Linked DNA regions of Homo sapiens: region 1 is linked to region 2. Evidence: chromatin contacts called from ENCODE Hi-C or POLR2A ChIA-PET data. All regions are on one chromosome and are shown on one strand. The core of a region is the stretch at or near the end of the contact, and the rest is flanking DNA. Distances in the headings are between cores, read along the strand shown.

Evidence for each region. Hi-C counts contacts between places; a loop is a spot of excess contacts on that map. ChIA-PET counts read pairs that join two places held with the same protein, here RNA polymerase II (POLR2A). Pooled maps may share reads with other maps.
Region 1: a map of heart right ventricle shows a loop between it and region 2 (2.6-fold over the local background). The contact joins two enhancer-like sites. A Hi-C loop is called at or near these places in 6 of 168 maps with a recorded cell type or tissue (IMR-90, Right ventricle myocardium inferior, endothelial cell of hepatic sinusoid and 3 more) and 5 of 50 pooled maps. POLR2A ChIA-PET finds 5 or more read pairs at or near these places in 2 of 52 experiments (AG04449 and activated naive CD4-positive, alpha-beta T cell).

The regions. Positions count from the first base shown.
Region 1 is chr15:73,837,398-73,841,834 of GRCh38, forward strand. No RefSeq gene overlaps it. Among named protein-coding and RNA genes, the nearest start is that of TBC1D21, 34 kb to the right of the region's middle. Within about 2 kb of position 1,499, at least 2 of the 41 ENCODE cell types and tissues checked have a DNase peak (open chromatin) inside an H3K27ac peak, as active enhancers do; they include heart right ventricle, where a contact is called at or near this core.
Region 2 is chr15:73,801,298-73,805,729 of GRCh38, forward strand. No RefSeq gene overlaps it. Among named protein-coding and RNA genes, the nearest start is that of INSYN1-AS1, 35 kb to the left of the region's middle. Within about 2 kb of position 1,579, at least 10 of the 41 ENCODE cell types and tissues checked have a DNase peak (open chromatin) inside an H3K27ac peak, as active enhancers do; they include heart right ventricle, where a contact is called at or near this core.

The sequences.
Region 1 (4,437 bases), core at 249-2,748, 36 kb after region 2:
TTCAATTGAACCTGCCCATCAGGAGTGCAGCAATAAAAACTCATTGGCAGACAAAGCAATATTCAGGGCTGTGTGTAGCTGTTGCCAAATGAGAGCCATTGAGTCTATGCTGAGGGAAGCTGGAGAGAGCTCAGAGGATACAGGGGTGTTGGAAGCCTTCCTGGAGGAGGCATTGCTGGAGATGGAGAGGAGAAAAGCTCTCCAGTGGAGGCCATTTTTCTCTTCTCTCTCCAGAGCTGTATCAGCCAGGGAGCTGCCCCACCCTGCCTCCAACCTTGGCCTCTCCTGGTCAAGGCTGTGAAAGGCCAGGAGGAGGGTGGCAGGGTGCCTGCGGTTAACCCCGGGAGCAGACTCTTAAGCTGGGGCAGGATAGAGACCAGAAGGATGGCCTGGGAGATGGGGAGGAAAGGAGAGGTTCAGCATTGCTCCAGAGGGAGAGGCCCGTGACTCTGAGACAGTTCTCAGCTGTATCTACAAGACTCTGAGGACAAAGATGGGGACAGACACATTCAAGGAATGGCCTCAAGGTCATGAAGTGGTGCCTGATTCTGCCTTGCCCCCTGTCTCGTCTGCCTTGCAGCTCCTCCCCAGGAAGAAACACTATTCACCCTTCATACAGGGGGCCTCAAGTAGGCCTGTGACCTGGGGAACAAGGGCCGTCCTATGAACCCATGACAGGCACAGGGCTAGGGATGCACCCAACCAGCTATTCTCTCTTCACCCATTTCTGTGAGAAGTAAGTGATTAGGATGTGGGGATAGACCCAAACTGGCCAGGGTCAGGGCCGAGTTTCAATTTATGACCAAGGTTTAGACTGTTCAGGATGAGAGAGTGGTCCAGGGAAGGATCAGAGATTAGACAGCCACAGGGACCAACCTGTGGCCACAGCTTTGTCTGTGCCAGAACCATGGTTCAGTCTAGTACCGGAGTCTGTTTTTTTTTTTTTTTTTTTTGAGACAGTATTTCACTTTGTCACCCAGGCTGGAGTACAGTAGCATGATCATGACTCACTGCAGCCTCCACTTCCCAAGGTGCAAGCAATCCTCCCTCCTCAGCCTCCTGAGTAGCTGGGACCACAGGCATGTGCCACCATGCCCAGCTGATTTTTAAAAATTTTTTGTAGTGATGGGTCTCACTATGTGGCCCAGGCTGAAGGATTCACTTTTCATGGGGAAAGAGTGTTTAACACAGTGGATGAATTCAATTTCATTAGTTCCCTTGGTAATAAACCAAAATGAAAGGCTATTATAAGTGTGATTTATTCCCTTATATCATAGTTAACCTTCATTTCACTTCCGGGGGCCCTCTTTACTCTTCCCCAAAACTTGTGGTTTAGACCTTCTGACACTTTGGTAGAAGAGGATATACAGACACAGAGGAGGAAAACGAGCTGCCTGAATTCTCATGCAACTTCAGAAAGGGCTAGAGCCAGGCGAGAAGCCAGTTGAGCAGGTGCCCAGCACAGGGCAGCCTGGTGGACTCACAGCTTCCTGCAGTGTTTTGGAGACAAGCCCCAGGTCACCCTGAAACCCATGGGCAGGCAGTGGACAGGCAGGCCGACAGCCGGCTGGAGGAGTTGGCAGCAGGGAAGTCCCGGATCAGAGCCTTGGGCCACAGCCAACGCTGTCTAGTTGGGGCAGAGGATCGGGGTGGCGATTTATTCAGCCTGCTCTACAGACAGCCCCAGGGCAGGAGCCAGCAATTTTCCAGTCCTGAGTGATGGAGCCGGGAACCACTGAGTGGCCTGGAAGGGCAGGGACCCCCCCAGGTCCTCGTGGGCATGCTCAGCTGCTGAAGGAAATATGAAGTGATGGTAAGTGACAAAATTGAAAATGTAATTAAGACAGATGGAACTAACTGGCGGGGATGATAAAAGCCATTCCCCAGGCTCTGGGATTTAAAGTGAGGTCACAGGATGACCCTGTCCTGGCCACACATCTGGCAAAGAGGAGGCGAGGGAATGAGCTTGAGGACAGGAGCCAAGCTCTGTGGAGGACACTGAGCAAACTGGGCTTTTGCCGCACTGAAAGAGCTAGGTCAGATACAGGATGAACTTCCTGGAGAGGAGGGTGGTTAAACATTGGCATAAGTGAGACATCTTCTCCTTTTCCCAAGGACATATATATCCCTCCTGCGCAGACTTGGACACAGGAACCTGGGCAACCTGACCTTGCCAAGATCTGTGGGAATGTGAAATAGCTCCATTACCAAATGAGAAGGCTGCACAGGTGGAGGTGGGTGGCATTTGGGAAGAGAACAAAGGGAAGTGGGCTCAATGTGTAGCAAGCCCCAGACAGCTTCCTGCTGGCCAGAGCTGGGAGAGTAGGAGTCAGCCAGGCACCATGCAGGTGGGTATCACAGAGGCAGCAGCACTGAAGGAGAAGAAAGTGTCCCTTCGAGACCTCCTCACGAAGAGTTGCACCAGGAGTGAGGGGGCATGGTGGCCACTCCCTGAATCCACAGAAGCAGCAGCCAGGCAGCCTGACCCCAGGTTCTGCAAGGCCCTGATGGAGGGAAACCAAGGGCCCACAGGAGAGCCTGTGTAGACCCTCACAGGGGGTAGGATGGCTGGGATCTGTGGCAAGATTCATGCAAGAATCAGGGAGCTCAGCACCGACATCCGGGGCAGCCTTGCTTTGCCAACCACAATGGAGAGAGCCAGTTTAGCTTCACCATGATGGATTGCACTGGCCAGCTTTATCAGCCCCCATTCTTTCAATATCCTGTGCCAGTTCCCCATGACAGGCAATGGGTGGGCCAAGAAAGTGGCTTCTTTATATTCAGCGAGCTCCCAGATTGGCGGGAAAGAAGAAACTCAGGCTCCCATTCAAGGCGGTCATTCACTCCCCATTTGTTAAGCACCTGCTCTGTGCTAAACAATAGCAGGGCAGAGGCTCACTGTGATGCTTAAAGCAATACTTTAAGAAGTTTACAGTTTTTGTATGAATTAAAATATACGAAGCAGTCAGATATGAAGGAAATACTTAGGTATTCATTCAAGATGATGTGTGGCTCACATGGTAAGGGCATAGGAGCTGAGGGAAGGAAGAATTTGGTGCAGGCTGGAGAAGTCAGTGCAGGATTCTTAGAGGAGGCAGAGTTTGAGCCTAGCCTTTGCAGGATGAAGAAGAGTAGCTTAAAAGATTAAAGAGGAGCATGCATCTTGGGTGGGTTTAATGCACAAGTAAATATGTAGAGGTGAGAAAGAGTATTCAGGAAGAATTTTCTGAACTTTAGGATAGAACTAAGGTTGGGCTGGAAAATAGATCCTTGGGTGATCCCAGCAGATCCAAGGCCACTCTGGGGTCAAACATTTCTCTATGAGAAGAGCTTGTGCCCGGGGATGACTTACTGTCCCCAAGTGGACAGAACCATCAGCAGGAGGTCAGTCCCAGATCTGAATGGCCAAGGGCTTAGGCTTCCCCCGACTCTTGGGTCTGTGGAACAGCTGTCCTAAACCCCACCTCCCCAAGCCACAGAAAATGAAGCCAGATTGGAATAAAGGATGCCCTTCTGCTATGCTGATGGCGAGGGATCAATGTCATTCTGCACCCTTCCCCCACCACGGCCAAGAGGTGGCAAGACGCGTGCAATGGGCAAGGAGACCTGTGCTCCATGTACTGTCCTTCCACCAGGAGCTGGACCACGGGCTCCTCTGGCTCTGAGGCTGATCGTGTGGTCCTTCCTTGCCATGGAAAAAGCAATGGAGACAGGTTGGTCTTGCCATCTGCGGACCATCTTTCATTATAGGACATGTCTTTGTTATGGATCCTGAGCATAGAACAGGCCAGCATTATCTGAGAGATGGGAGAGATGCTCCGTCACTTCAAGCACACTATCCATCTATCTGTCATGGGCCCAGCATTTATGCCTGCAGCCAGGACACTGGAATAGCACATCAGGATTTATGGGGGGCATTAAGTCATAATTTATGTCACTTTCTCTCCCTTTTCAAGACAGTCTTTCTGAAACATCTCTGTCTCCCTGGCTCACCATTCCTAATGACCCAAGATGTGTGTTTCTTCCCGCCTACCTGCAGCCTGCTTTTGGGGGTGCTTTCTCTGTTACCTCCCCAATCCCATGGGTCAGCCTCTTGCTCTTAGCAAGTCCCTGCCCCTGACCTGGGAGAAAGGATCTCCAGAAGTGTAAACTAGCTGATAAGGAGGAGACAGGCCCCTATCCTGGTTTGCTGTTGGATCCCCTGAGGATATGGGAGTTCCAGAGGCGCCCCAAATCCCTCACCCGTGATGGCTGTAGGGGAGCAAACAGCTATTCCAAGTCCCAGGTGTGTAGCCATGGAGAAATCACTTTCTTCACTCGGGTCTTTCACCTTCTCCTCCACAAACAAAGGGGCTCACAGATGACCTGTACAACTTCTCCCCCCTCTAAAATGGAGGAACCACATGTCCTAGACACCTTCGCTCATTCAGAGCTAAG
Region 2 (4,432 bases), core at 329-2,828:
TATTCAGCATGGGTGTCATCATCTTCGTTTTACAGATGAGAAAAATGGGGCTCTGAGAGATTAAGTGACTTGCCCAGGTCACATAGGTGGTTGTGGAGCTGGGCCCTGCCTCATTCGCTGGGCTCCAGAGCCTGGCATCTGTGCTGAAGTTGGAAAGGAGGGAGGGATGGCTTCCAGGAGGAGAAGGCCCACTGTCCTCTCCCCGTCTCCTCCAACTGAGGCTGGGCTCTCTCCTTTGCCATGAGAATATACCTATCTTGAGCACATTCCAGAGGTGCTAGGCAGGCCAGAGATCTTGTCTGTTGGGGAGTATGGAAGTGGTGGGGTGCTTTCTTAGATTGGGCTCCCTTGAACCTAAAGCCTGGGGCCAGGACTTGGGTACAGGAAGTGTATTGGGAGATTTCAGGAAGAGGGTAGCTGGGTAGTGAGACAGGGAAGGAGGAAAAGCTGATATAAAGGAGCATTAACAGAGAAGCCGCTGTGGAGGGCAGGGCTCTACTCCCCTGGTATCTCCCAGGACTGAAGGCCTAAAGGACGGAAGTCAGGGGGGCGGGTTATATATTGGCCACCATCACCCATTGGTTGGGGGGCTTCTCCAGGGAGGTGATGGCTCCTCTGGACTCCAGGAAGAAAGTGGAATCCCTGGCCTCAAGTGCTTGAAGCGGATGCTGAACTTGCACAGAACTGCCTATCCCAGAGTGTGGCTGGGCTGGAAGTGTCTTCTGCGGCAGAGAGTTAGGAACATTTGGTTCCGGGCAACCACATCTTAGGCCCTGCTGCCACCATGGAAGGCCCTGCTTCAATGACCCAGTGGGCAAGTTTTATCGAGCAGTTACTGGTGGGTGTCTGGCTGGGAGTCCCGGAGTCAGGTCAAGAGAGAAGTAAAGATTTAGGGGAAGGGGAAGAAAAAGACGTCTACACACTCCTGATTCATTTTGCCTACCGTCAGCATCAGTTCCGTAAATCTCTCCCCTTCCTGCTGGCTGGCTGGTTCCTCAAGGGCAAGAATCAAGTGCTATCCATCCGTGTGCTCAGCTCCAGCACAGGGCCTAGCCCCGACATGCCCAGAGGTGCTGCACTGAAAATCCAGCATGGGATTATGGCCCAGCCTTGGCTCTTGGCTGCCAAAGGTTGAATGTGGGTCTCTGGGCTCATCTCACAAGGCCCTGGGTCTCCAGGGCAGGGGAAATGAGGAGCAAAGCCACCCTTTTTTTTTTGTCATTAACAGAGTAGGGCCTCTGGCTCATAAAGCCCTGGGATCCCGCTCCCTCCCTTCTCTTTCCACTTGATTACTTGTCTCTGGAATGGAGTGGTTTCAGGCTGCCAAGTGTTTTGGGGAAAATATCCTGTATAAGAAAGACACATTCCCTCCATAAACTCGTATTGTGTTTTTGATTGTCTCCCATAAAGGAAGAGATGTATCTTCCAGTTTATGTTTACGACTGTGTAGATTAAAAAAAATCAATTCTTTCACTCTACATTTTTTCAGCCAAACTTCCCCCAGCAGCCTTTCTGCTGGGCCAACAGGCTGATGCCCAGAACTCGGGGCTGGAGGTTTCTCTGCCATCTGTAGGCAAGCAGGAGAGGCCAAAGCCTCGGACTGGCTGCAGGCCTGGCACAGGAAGGGAACTTCTTGTCCCTGCTTGATTTCTAAGCCAAGTTGGCTCTGGAAGGCAAGGGGTTGGCTGAGAGAAGGTGGCCGGCAGGGAAATAGGAGGCAGCCCCAGCCTGCACCAGCACCCTTCACCAGGCCCAGTGAAGCCTCTGATGGAGGTGGCAGGGAGCTCTCCCCGACCAGCCTCAAGTGCTGCTGCCTCCTTCATGAAGCCTTCCTGATTGCCCAGGGTAAATGGAACTCCTTGATCTGTTAGCTTCTTTGCTGGACCCTCTAGATTGATTTCTGATTGATTTTTGTCTGCTCCAGGGTCATTTGGAGTGATGGTTGCCTGGTATTTGAATAAAGAGCTCCCCTATCAGAACATTCAGGTTCAAATCTTAGTGCCTCTGTTCCTACTGTATGACCTTGGGCAACCAACCTACTTAACCTTTCTGAGTCTCACTTTCCTCAACTGGCAGATGAGGGGCATTTTGAGGATTAAACCAGGGGTATTTTGAGGATTATGGTCGGGTTTCAAACCATACCTTCTTTCCTGCTTTCTTTTTCTCCACATCACTTAGCACCATCTCACATCTTATGCTTCGTTTTGTTCAGTGCCTGTCCGCCCTCACTCCAGGAGGGCAGGGGTGCCTGTGCATTGCTCCCTGCCACATACCTGGCACAGAGAGGCGGCTCCATGGAGCGGACCGGATGGATGGTGCAGGATGAGCACCAGGCTCCGCATCAGGGCACAGTAAATGTTGGCTCTGTGCCCTTTCATGTCTGGAATCCCCAGTTTGGCATTGCAGGCAGGGGAAGCACTGTCCATCCAAGGCCGATCCTGAAGGTGGCCCAAGAGCCTGTCCCCAGCAGCAGACTGCAAACCCTTTGGGTACAGGGACTGTCTCTTGCCATTCCAGGGTCCTCAATGCCTATCAAGGGGCTTGCTCACATGGGCCCTCTTGGGATCAGAATTTCTTCCTATAAGAGGCCAGAGAACTGATGGAGGGTAGTTTTAGTCTAAACCATGCTGGCGGGTGCCAGGCTGTGGACTGCCCCATGTCTGTCACCAAGCTCAGCCCAGATGAGCCAGGCATAGGTCACCAACACACTCGCCCACCAGCTCAGCCCACAGCTCACACTAGCCTCAGTTATCTGGTTCCAGTTTGCCAAAGGCACTCTGACTCCAAGGTGGAGTGGGGAAGCCACTGACTTCTGTGTCTGGCAGGCTCCATTTCTGGAGAGTCAACTGAGGCCAAGCCCAACCTTCTTGAGCCTCACTTTTGACATCTGCAGAATGGGTGTGGGTGGAGATTTCAAGCAGGAAGCTAGTTCTCCAGTGGGACCCCTTCTCCTGGCAGCCCCTCGACTTGCCGCAAGTTCCAGCAATCACCCCTCACCTCCCTCTGCTTTTCCTCAAACCTTTTACAACCTTTTATTTTGTCTAATCCTCATGACAGATTGGTGGAAAAGCCACCAGGAGTTATTATGCTCATTTTAAAGATGAAGAGACTGAGGCCAAGAGGCAAAAATCATGCTTGGGGGTTGGCGAGGGGGTCCCCCAGCAGCCTGGGGCCAGACAGACAGTTCTCCTGCCTACCAGGCAAGCCCCAGCACCAGCTCCAAGCATCTGGAGGGCTGCAGCAGGGCGCTGGAGGGCTGCCCCCTGTCCCCCTCCCTCCCTCCCAGCTCCACTGGGGGGGTCTGCCGGGCTCTTCTCCCTCTGCCTTCTAATTGCTTGGAAACAGAGCTGACGGCAGTGGGAACAGCTCAGCCACTGCTGGTCTCATGACTGGAGGCTTTTGTTTGTTCACAGAATCATATTTTTACACTCTGGCTTCCGCTAATTTATGCCGCAGACTGAGCTCTCCCTTGCTGAAGATTGAGTTTGGGAGGGTGGGGAGTTGATTCCTGGGTTTATTTAGTCATCTTGGAGCCTATCAGAAGCCAAGCAGGGGATAAATTAACAACAACAAAAAGTAATAATAGCCAGGCTCAGGGTTTATTTTCTGGCGGTTCCCTCCTCCAATAGGCCTGCCGTGTTCCCTTAGCTCATCTGCTGAAGGAAGCTTCGCTGGGAAAATTAAACGGCTCCTCATTTAAGATGGAGCAATCAGCCCTGAGCTAGTCGCTGCTCAGCACCTATGGGAGCTCATCCCAGCTCAGCTGCAAGGGGAGAGGGAGGCAGGGAAGCCTCAGAGCACCCCCAACACACACACACACACACACACACACACACACACACACACACACGCACACGCACTGTAGCTGCTACCTCGCTCTGTGTGAAATGATGACGCTCAGGTGCACAGTTGCAACATCCTGTAGGAAACTGGGCTCTGTTGGAAGCAATCCAGGAGGGCTTCCTAGAGGAAAGGACCCAGGGATCTGAGAATGGGAAGGAGTCTGAGCCTGACCCATAATAGGCCAAAGGCGGGGATGGGGACAGCACTGCCGCAGAGAAGTGGGGAGGGGAAGAAAGCCATTTGGGGAGCCTAAATTTTTGCAACATCTCTCCTGAGATGGGCTCTGCCTCTACAAGTGAGGGTTGGGGCAAAAACACTCTGTACCTACTGCAAATAAAGTGAGCGCTGGTGCTGATGAAAGGGCATGGAAGGACCTCCCCTCAACTCCTGTAAGCCCCAGGAACATAAAAGAATTGTCTTGTACTTAGGAACTGAGTCAGGAAGGGCCTGAGAAGGCCCATGGAGGTCAAGTTCATGCACACAAGGTCATGAGAGCAGGGAGAGGGGATCGATGGGGACAAGAGAGAGAAAGCCAGCCTTGTGCCTCAAAGCTGGCACATAGTAGGTGCACAACGCATGTTAGTTCTTG